2 separate regions of the Mus musculus genome follow, and region 2 is linked to region 1. A link is a loop called in an ENCODE intact Hi-C map of the cell type or tissue named here. Cell type or tissue: heart. All regions are shown on one strand. Each heading gives the region's core, and the rest is flanking DNA. Links, peaks and the distances in the headings are about the cores only.

Region 1 (5,566 bases), core at 1,339-3,838:
AGTCTATCCTCAGTTGCTCCAGCTATGTCCTCTCACCTACTCCCCCCCACACACAGACACACACAGACACACACACACACACACACACACAGAGAGACACACTCTATAAATAAATAAATAAGGAAATCTTTAAAAAAATATTTACTGTGAATTACTATAAAACTGCACCTTGACTCAGGAACACTTTATCAACTATAAGAGCCACAGAAAGAAATTAGTTACAATTTTATGAGAAATGTGCTTAGTCATATGAACTTTGTAAGACACAAAGGAAGAAAATATTTTACCAGTCTATTGTTCAGTGGCCTAATGACAATGTATTCTTGATCATGTTCAACCAGTCAGTCTTCCGCATCTCTTCCTTAGGGTTATGCTAATTTGAACTATTTCTAATCCCTACCTCAAATTAGCCCAAACCCTGAGCCACCCAGTACTTCCAGGATTATTAAAAGGATCTGTTCCATCTAATTTTCAGTAGATAGCTGTAAAAAGAACAGTATAAAACGATGCATTATCATTTCACAGGCAGCAAAATCGTCTCCTGGTCTCTTCCAGTCTGGTTTGCCATACATAGCTGACACTGTGTTTGCATTTCCCCCTTTTACTTTTGAGACAAGGTAATACTGGCCTTGAACTCCCAATCCCCCCATCCCACCTCCTCTTACTGACTACCATGGATTACTAGTACCTGTACTTGTTGAGGCTTAGCTTCTCAAATACCAACAGTAAGAAAAAGGAATTTGGGGTTTCTATTTTCAAAGTTCAGACAACAGGGGGTAGCTAGTTCTAGAACTAACCCCTCTCAAGGGATCTTCTACTTTTTGTAGGAGAGTCCAAATTAATGTACATCAGCAATCCAGCCACCCCTCTAACTTGAAATATGTTACATGCTTCTTAAAACCCAACATCTGAAAGGCACTGCTAGGCAAGGAGATGAGGCACCGAGGCTTGTAATTCATGCCATCAGTACATCACACTCTACTTTGTAATCATAGCATTCTCCATTTTTCTTGGAGTATGTTTCCCAGTCTTAAGGTTATAAACCTCCACTCAGATACAGACACGCTGCCATCAAGTCGGCTGGTTCCAAGACAACAGTAGTGCTGCAGCAGCCAAGGATCCCTTGGCACAGACTTGCTCAAATGATACTGGCAGCAGCACTGGCTCTTCCCTTTCTATCTCGGCTGTTACTATAGCTCCTTTGCTAAATCTGTCTCTGAGTTTAGACAGGAGCTGGATGGCTCATAATCACCCAGCAGCTGCAGCTGAGCAATACTCAGCTAATTGTGGCACTGGAGCAGCTGAGAGAAGAAAAAAGAAAATATATACCCGATTGTAGTCATACATAAGTGGCTGTACACAGTGCTGGTAAGACACCAACACACTTTAATAGGAACAGATTATTTCCTCTGAAGAGAAGCAGTTAGGGCTTTTGCTAGAGGACTTGTATCTTTAGTATAAGTAAGTTTAAATGTGAACCAAAGGTGACCTAGCCATGTAGCTCTCTGAACAATGGAAGATCTTACTAAAATTTCCTGTAAATATGCACACAAGGACAGAATCACAAACATTGCCTTTACAATGAGGCAAAGTTCCTGTGACATGAACTTGGCACAGATGCAATCTCTTCTTCAGCGCTCCATTACATCAACATAAAGTAACAAAACCAACAGCTAAAACAGCAAGCAACTACACAGAATAACTAAAGCGGCCTCAGGCAACCACTCTGTCTCTGAAACACCATTGTCATTGCTTCCTTCTGTAACAAAAGTATATTATTGCTTCAGACTCTACAAACCTCATAAAGTGTAATTAAAGGGAAAATCACTACACAATGAAAAATCTTATGTTAAAACTGACACTGAATTGTTCTTATTTGAAGCATTATTGCTTTAAGGAAAAAAAAATGAATGAAAGTCAACTCTTGCTATGTCAGTTTTGTCATGGTACCTGATTTTCTGAAAGGTAGGTACCTGATAAAAGAACACCTATCCATTCAATAAACATTTTGATTACTTTCTATTTACTATTTATATTTAAAATTAATAACACATAACACCTCTCAGAACATTAAAATAACATAAAAATCAAGAACATTTGGAAGTGTGTGGTATTTTCTTTTTTTTTAACTTTTTTTTATTAGATTTTTTTGTGTGAGTGTGTGTGTGTGTGTGTGTGTGTGTGTGGTATTTTCACACACAAACTAGTATATGATATTTATGATGCAAGAAGTCTAAACCTGTTAGCAAAGAAGAGCCCAGGGAGTGCCCTTAAGCTAGACACCAATGACTAAAATTTTTAATCAACAGGGAAAAGATTAAAGGATGTGACAGGAAACCAGATTATCTTGAAAATTATTAACTTAACCTAAGCACCTTCTATACTGCATTACATTCAGGCTTCTTAAAAATATTTTTATGTAAAATATAAAACCCAGGTAACAAACACACAAATGTATGAGCTCATAAATTAAATTAAAACTAACACCTCCAAGACCCCAAGGATAGAAGCATCACTTCCTTGTAGTTTTTTTTTTAATAGTTTTATCACTTAAATTTGCATCCCTAGACATCAGAACCTAGCAATGCTCTTCAAAAAAAAAAAAAAAAAAAAAAATCTGCTCAGGTTTCTTTCCTAAACAATGGTAATAAGTAATAAGACTAATAAATGATGCTCACACCAACCTGAACCACTAAATTGGAAGCTCAATATATTTTTTTTAAAAATTACCAAGGCTGGAGAGTTGGCTCAGCAGTTAAGAGCATTGACTGCTCTTCCGGAGATCCTGAGTTCAATTCCCAGCAACCACATGGTGGCTCACAACCATCTGTAATGGGATCTGATGCCCTCTTCTGGTGTCTGAAGACAGCGACAGTGTACTTATATAAATAAAATATATTTTTTTAAATTACCCACAGTAGTATGCTATTACTGTTAGAACTATGCAAATTTGAACTGTAAGTAAACAAGGATTTAAACAAGTATACAAGTAGTAATATTTCACTACTCTTTTAGCATATTCTTTTATTTATATATGCAATGAAATAAAATTTTATTTGCAAAGACAATGGGTTTTTTTGAGAATTTCTTCAACTAAAAACAATTTTTGACTATATATTAATATTATCCTTTGGCCATGAGATAAATTTCACACCTATCCCAAGAAGACAGGTCAAGGCTGTAATTTCACTTTCAGTTGAACAGAAAGGAGTCAATTTTGTGGTTTGTGAAGTCAGCAAAAACTAGCTACAAAATTAAAGGTATAACATTACCGTAGTTTTATGGCAAAGCACACATTTTAAAAGCTTTTATTTTATCCTGGAAATATGGAATATAAACAGTCTTGTATCTAAGTTTCAATCAAAGGCAATCTTCTCCCTCCCCTAAATTTAGGACCTACTGAAATGTCAACCAGCATCTACATTTTCACTGAGGTTTTGCTGGTATTCAAAAATAAGATATAGCTAAATGCATTTAGCAAGCGGAAAAAATTCCTGAAGAACAACTTTCCTACAGTTGTATTCTCTCTCATATATGTTGCATATAAGAACTTTGGCTTTTAATTTAACACTCCCTATCTGCCCACTCAAAATGTTTCTAGTCCACACCATTGTGCTGGTTAATAGAGGTAGCACACATTTGGCCTTAAATTGAGTCACACATGCACACTTAATAACATTTTCATTAGTGAGTAATTTAAATTTAGAAATTTAACAGGATGTTTAAACTCACTTTCAATTGCCAATTTTGGTCAGTAATTTTACACGAAATACATGAATATACCATACCGAAATATCCTGTGAAATCACATGTAAAAAACACAGCTGTGGAACACACAAGAGAGGTACAAAGTTATGTTTCAACTGCATACTTTTCGTTTATTTACTTTGATAACTGTCATTTCCACTGCTGTTCCAATCACTTATGCAAAGAATAACTACATCAAAACTACGCTATGCCCCATTCACAATCCCTATACCAGAAACGATATTCCCACTTTTTAAAAACAACTCTTTCTCAAGCCCAATAAAGCAAAAGCTGGAAGCAATTATCAAGAAGCAAAACACAAACAAAATTTTCGTTGACACAGGAGGACAGAGAACCGAACTCACGGGGAGGCGGAGTGGCAAGGCACTTAAAAGTGGCCGCTGATTGTAACACGTCCCAACACCCTCAAACCCAAACAAAGGAAAACTTTATAAACAGGTCGTGGTTTGCAATCAAACCAAGTACAACCCGCCGCTCACCCGCTCGCTCCACGAGTTCCACTCCTCGCTCCAGACAGTTGCTGCGGGCGTCCGGCGACACAGACCTCCAGCCGCTAGGACGAGAAGGGGCCGCTGCCCTACCCTCTGGTCCTCATTCGGGAGTGACCCCACGTCCTTTGGGGTGGAGGGTGCAGCGGCGGCACCACATAGGCTGGACCACTATCCGGACTCCCGCAGAATCGGGAAGTACTGGACAGGGCGGAGACCGAGGCACTGGGCAAGCAGGTAGTGAGCCCAGGAGACGAGACACTCACGCCCGCCAGCCAGACCGCGGGAGGGGAGAAGTTTCTCCTCAACTTCCAGACTCCGGGACCAGTAGGCGGACAGCGGCAGGGGCGGCGGCGCCTCGAGAAGCCCGGGAGCAGGAGGGTGGATGCCGAGGCCTAGAGCTGCCCGGTCCGGGTCAGCTGCCTACGTCGCGAGGCCACGCCGCGAGCTTACCTGAGTCCGGCCGCACTCGCACGGGTCGCCGCGGGGAGAAGGCGGCCGGCCGAGGTGGACGCCCGCGGGTCCCTCTCCCTTCTCCACCTCCAGGTCGCGGGGCGCCAGGAGGCAGCGACGGCGGCGCAGCCGGCCCGGGACGCTTTACTTGAGGAGGAGGGAACTCCCGGACGCCCGCACCCCGCGGCCTCCCTCTCTCCTCCTCTCGCCGCCGGCCCCGCCCCTCCGCTCCGGATCGCGCGCGGGGCGGGGGTTGCGGCTACCTGCGCGCGCCCGCTCACCGGAACTCGCGCTCTGCTGTCTGCTGGGAGCGCCTTCCGGCGCGGGAGCTCTGCGCGGGGTCCGCGGGCCGCTGGGAGGCCCGGCCGTGTCGTGCCTGCCGGCCCAACATGGCGCCAGGGGTCAGGCGTGCTCCCGAGGGGGCGTGAGGAGAAAGCAGCAGCGGCATGTGGTTCCCTGCCTTGCCCGCACGCCGACTACCGCAACGGGCGAAGCGGGGCTCCGCCTGGCTCACCGAAACACTGAGGGGTGTGGGGCTTTGTTTTCGGAGGGTGATCGGGGTTGGGGTTCTTTGGAGAAAGGTTGACTGTTCATTTCTCAGCTTTGTGCCTCCGCACCCTTTGTCACTGATAGTAAAATCACAGTCGAACCGCGTGAGCCATCAGGGCAGTGCTGACACCTTGGTTCTCGTCTGGCCGCAGAAGCTTCCTGTTGACTGTAGGTCGAACCAGCCTTGCCGCGCGAGTAGAACCGAACCTGAGTTGTGTTGGCAATTCTCCCAGGAATGGTGGCTCTCACTTAGAGTGGGACAGCATTGTATTTGATCCTCGTAATAGGGAACCCGGACAGGCACTGTG
Region 2 (5,566 bases), core at 1,413-3,912, 150 kb after region 1:
GGCACCTGCTTCAACCTGTCTTTTAAACTACTGGGCTTGAACTTGAAGCAATGTAATCAATAAAGAAGCTTTAACTCTCTCCAGTTTTCCAAAAGTCTAAACACCGAGTTACCATGTAACAATTCCCCTCCCAGCAATCTAGCCTAGGGAACTGAAAGCCTAAATCCACTCAAAAACAAGTTGAGAGCAGGATCGTCCTCAAAGGTCAAAAGGGAAAACAACTCAAATAGCCATCAACCAGTGAGTATTTCTGAAAATTGTTACACAGACACAATGGAGTATTATTCAGCCATAAAAGGAATGAAGTACTAATACATTTTATAACATAGTTGAAACTTGAAAACATTACAAGAGGCCCAGGAGTTACAGAGCCTTTAATCCCAGGAGGATCTCTGAGTTTGGGGACAGCAAAGGCAACACAGTAACACCTTGTCTCAAAAACTTGAACTCAAAAAACTCAAAAGAAAATTAGTCACAAAAGACCACATTATATACACTTTCATTTACATAATATGTGCATAAACCGGCAAATCTGGAGAAAGAAGGCAGATTAACGATCCGATCCGCTCTACTGCCTAGAGGGAGACAGATGAAGAAAAAAGAAACAGGGCTTGTGGGGGTGGGGGGAGGTGGAAGGGAGGGAGAATGTTCTAAAGCTGACAGTGGTGATAGCTGCAAAACACTGTGGACACACTAAAACTCACTGACTAACACAGCAGCAATAGGCAAACCATGTGGGATATGAACTGCATCTCAAAGTTGTCTTTAAAAGGGAAGGTTTGGGCTGGAGCAATGGCTCAGCCGTTAAGAGCCTGGCTGTTCTTGCAGAAGACCTGGGTTCAAATCTCAGCACCCACAGGGCGGCTCATCACATCGTAATTCCAGTTCTAGGGCATCTTCTGGCCTCCAAGGGCACCATTTGATTCTCTTTCACAAAGTATCAGGATTCTACTTACTTTTGACTTCTTTCAAAATAAACTCATTTGGAATGTTACCTAAGGCCCCCAGGTGACTCCCACTTCCTCTTCAAATATCTAGAGAACAACCACTCTAAGCAAAACCTTTTACTAGGCAGGCTTTCTAGCTCACTCACAGAACTAATCTGAACTTATGTAATCAATTATGATAAATCACAAGACTATAGTAGGGTCACTACAGATGGCAAAACAGTTATTGTTTAGTTGTAAGTAAAACTTAAACCAAGAAAATAATACTGGAGAAGCACACCCAGTCCAAACAATGTTCTAGTCTTTTTATTTAAATGGTCTAACATCGAACAAAGTAACATAAAAAGTAGTTACTGAAAGTGAGTGCACTTAACTGGCCATCAGAGTTTAATATATTTTTAAATGAATAAACTGTAACATAAAGTAAACACTTTAAAATGAGACTAGGTTCTGATCAATTTTTTTCTCTTAATGCAAAAAAACATTTTTACAAAAGCAAGGTTTTTTTCCTGTTGTGTTTTGCTGGTCTAGAGCTCAGAGATCTGCCTGCCTCAGCCTACTGGGTGCTGGGATTAAAGCCACAACTTTTTGCCCAGCCAAAAGCAATCTTTAATTGATAGACAACACTGCATCTTTTAGGAACACATATTTTAAGTGCATACACTGTGAAATGGCTGAACACACTGAATCCACACATTTTATCTACCAAGGATGTCATATTTATCATACTGGTCCTTAGAGCACACATTCTCGAAGGTTCTCTTCACACTTTCAATACAATGACCACTAACTGTAGTCTTGCTATGGATAGACGTCTTTAACTATAATTACATATCTTTTAATGTTCACTTTCATTTAGGACACACAAAATATATAACCTAGACATCTTTAACTATAATTATGTATCTTTTAATGTTCACTTTCATTTAGGACGCACAAAATATATAACCAGGTTATTCTGTTCTGCGAGGCAACTTTACAGAATAGCACCACTTGAATTTGAGTTAAATTAGCATGTAATACTGAAAACTAAAGTAGGCTGCCCGGCAGAGGTGGTGCATGTCTCTAATTCCCAGTATTTGGGGAGGCAGAGTTTGAGGCAGCCTGGTCTACAGAGCAAGTTCCAGGATAGCCAGGTACAGAGAAACCCTGTCTCAAAAAAAATTTTTTTTTCAAGATTGAATTTACTCACTAGAAAATCCAAGACTTCAAAATTTATTTGAACAGGTTTAGGCTTGGGGAGGGAAGGAGGGACTGGTAATATTTTAGAGTAACAACAAAAGCAGTCTTCGTCTGGATTAAGGAACAAGAATGTAACAAAACTACTAATAAATTGTACATTCAAAGCAGGAAGAGCAGGAAGGCTAGCACACACTGAGAAGCCACTTGTTTATACTGAGCTGCTTGAGTGAGGAGTGAGCCTTATCTTTGACTCCTGGTGCCTGGCAGTGCAGTCAATAAACACTTGCTATATTAGAAAAAAAGAACGTATTCTTACCCAAGAAGGGGGGACTGGTGGGTGCTGGTGACTGATGATAGAACCAAATATTTAACAATGATATAGCTCAGGCTACTTTCCCCTTTTTCTCTACAACTCCCACTCTATTAGTTGTATTTAAGCATCTGTAACTGTATAGAAGTACATTTGATTTAAAGGCTTCTAGATCGGTTTAAAATACATGCATCTGCTATAAGGTATTTATGAAAAATTAAAAATATTAATAAACTGCGATAAAATCTGATCCAAATTTAATTTAAAATTTAGATTATATGAAAACAGTGGTGGGCTTAAATTCCCCTTCTCCGAAGAGTAACAAGATATAAAGATTTAAAATAACTATATTTCCCTAATAGAGCCAGCCATGTACTACAAGCATAAATTTTTTTTAACTAAACAAATTTCTCACAGACCCAGCAAGATGTTTCTATCAATTAAAGACCACAAAATCCCAAGCAGTAAACACAGCAAGCACCAGGGGGCCTCCCAGGAATAACTTGATACTAAAGGAGAAGGTAAATAAGAAAGAGTTCCTGGTAAAAGTTCTGCCTTTTTCTCAGCCTTAAGGCTGCTGGAAAGCTTTTACATCTGGAGCATATAAACAGAGTTGTTTTGTTGTTGTTGTTGTTTTAAACAGAGAATAAATACTTCGTACTTTAACTAGTTAAAGAAAAGTCACCCCTCTCCACGCTCTTTGGTAAAATTCCAAACACAAACAGCTTCGCTGTAGTAAACACACGCATTCATTAGGAGGCTGACAAAAAGGACTCTTAACCACTCAAAAACGCAATTCTTTTTTACACACTCCACAATTAGTGACGACGCAAATTTTATAGCGTAAAAGGGTTCTTTTGACCAAGACCCGCCTTTAACTTCGAACAGTATCCCCCAACGGACCAATACATTTAACTACTGGCCTCTCCATCTCCTCTTTTCTCCTTATGTTCCCACCAACACAAAACTAATCGATAAAAGCATAAGAACCCGGAACTTCAAATGCTGAGAACACTTGTAAAATACCTTTTAAGCTCAAGAGATTATTCACAACAGACATTTGCTAAGTTTGTGCAGAAATTAAACTCGGCTCAAACATGTTTAAAAAAAAAAAAAAGCCCCCAAATCAACCCCTTCAGCACATGTATCCGGGCGTTTCGTATTTCTAACGGACGTCTTTAACCTGATTCAGGATTTTTACTGTTTTTTTATACTCCAGATAATAAATGGTAAACTAGTCATCGTATCCTCTCCCTAATTCTTTCTAGAGCATCCAGTAAAATGCAAACGATCCGAGAGCCTTACTGGGAAGGTTTTATGTAAAATTCACTACCGGAACGACCATCGGAGGCTGCCAAGGGCAACGCACAAAGAGAACCGAGAAATACACATTCCACGGACACACAAAGCCCAGCGGCAGGCATCCTCGCCCCTTCTTCGGAACGGTCTGCAGAGGCCAGCACAGCGGCCAAGCGGAGCCCGGCCGCCTCTCGGGAAGACTGTACCAGCCGATGGGCCTCCGGCCTCGCTCGGCCCGGCCTCCCCGCCTGCCCGCCCGCCAGCCCGCGCTCCTGGCCTCCTGGGGCACCCGGCCCGCCCGCCCGCCCGCCCGCCTGCCCTCCTCTCCGACCTCAGCTCGAGCGGGAAGGGCCCCGCGGCCGGGTGGGGAGACGAGCCGGCGCCGCACTCACCCTCCAGCAGGCGGGTGATGAGGCTGTCCACGTTCAGCTCCCCGTCCGCCATCTTGTCGGCACCAGACTCTCCTCCCTAAAGCGTTAACAGGGCTTCTCGGCGGCGGCGGCGGCTCGGCGTTCTCACCTACGAGTCACGCGGCGTTTCGACCCCGGCTCCAACTCCCCCCGGGCGCGGGCCCTCCCCCCACCCCCTCCCCGCCGAGCAGCGACAGCGCGCGCACACGCTGGCGGCGCCCACTGGAAATAAATAAATAAACAAGCAGGCCCCCAGGAACCGGGCCGCGTCAGGAACCGGGCCGCGTCAGACCCCAGCCGCCACCGCCTCCTCCACCTCCTCCTCGGCACCGCCCAGCTCCGCAAAGCTCGGCAGCGCCACGGACAGCCCCGCCCTCAGCGTCACTCCCTCCCCTCCGCCCTTGCGGGCCGCCTAGCCGCGCCGAACTGCGCGCACGCGCGCCACGTCCCCTTCCTGCCTCTCCAGCTCCCCGCCCTCCCCTCCGCGGTTGCTAACGCGCAGGAGCGATTCCCTCTCTCAGGCGTTCCACTGCAACGAACAGTCGCCACTACGCAGGCGCAGGGCGGAGCCTGCCTTGCTTGTGAACGCAGAGCCGGCGTAGGCTGGAATGACCTTCCTTCCCTGCTCCCCAGGGCCTGGTGGTTCCGCAGAGTTAACTATTGCGTTCTTCCCGCCTTGCTTTTCTTTTCTAGGTTTCAGTCACTGGTTTTCAAAACAATTGCTCGTATTTCCGCTAACCCGGAAACGTGGGTTTCAGTTGCCTATGTTGGAAACCCAGGTGTGCTGGAGATAAGAGACTTCTCTGTTGAAAAAGATTGACATTGCAGATCAAGGGCTCTGTATCACATCACCAGAGTCGCTGATTCGCCAGGTGACCCTAGAAGAAACAGGATTCAAAGTGGGCCTCAGTCAACAGCAATAAGATTTTACACGCTCCCGACATCTCCATACACTCAGGATACCACTTTTCTATAGTTCTTTTCTGTTCATTGATTTCTTATATTGCTTAATTCTCTTATCTTGTGATTTTTAAACATTTCTCTACTGCACTCGGTTCCTAGAGGATAAAAATCACATTTACCGGGCATAAGAGACCTGTAATCCCTACAACTGGGAGATGGAGGCAGAAGATCCAGAAGCCCAAGGTCATCTTCAGCTACATAATAAATGCTTGCAGTTGGGATAAATTAAAAACAAATACAGGGACTGAAGAGATGATTCAGAGGTTAGGAGCACTGCCTGTTTTTTTGCAGAGGACATGGGTTCAATTCCCAGCACCCACATGGTTACAACTATCTATCTGTAATTTTGATTCTGATAAAAATAAAATAAAAAGAAAAGGACATGATTGCTTCTAGGTATGATGAAGAAAAAGGTTTATTAGAGATAAATGGGAGAACATAGTTGGGAGGAAAGA

The links. Peaks named below come from ENCODE experiments on the same cell type or tissue, not always from the same donor. Only the 100,000 strongest peaks of a DNase experiment are listed, where the experiment ranks them.
Region 2: it touches region 1 in a loop (2.7-fold over the local background); 2 of 42 quality-filtered maps call a loop at or near these places.

The regions. Positions count from the first base shown.
Region 1 is chr5:32,610,519-32,616,084 of GRCm38, reverse strand. Gm10461 reads left to right here and starts at 507. Exons shown (of 2, transcript XM_030254958.1): 1 at 507-559; 2 at 4,033-5,566. The coding sequence starts at 507. The coding sequence ends at 4,861. Yes1 (YES proto-oncogene 1, Src family tyrosine kinase) reads right to left here and starts at 4,914. Exons shown (of 12, transcript NM_001205132.1): 1 at 4,710-4,914. In heart, for the core only: a CTCF peak has its summit at 2,851 (motif pointing left); no DNase peak of the experiment used is centred there; H3K4me3 peaks cover 541 bases; H3K27ac peaks cover 648 bases.
Region 2 is chr5:32,457,972-32,463,537 of GRCm38, reverse strand. Ppp1cb (protein phosphatase 1 catalytic subunit beta) reads right to left here and starts at 4,568. Exons shown (of 8, transcript NM_172707.3): 1 at 4,131-4,568. The coding sequence starts at 4,182. In heart, for the core only: a CTCF peak has its summit at 2,925; no DNase peak of the experiment used is centred there; H3K4me3 peaks cover 1,939 bases; H3K27ac peaks cover 1,301 bases.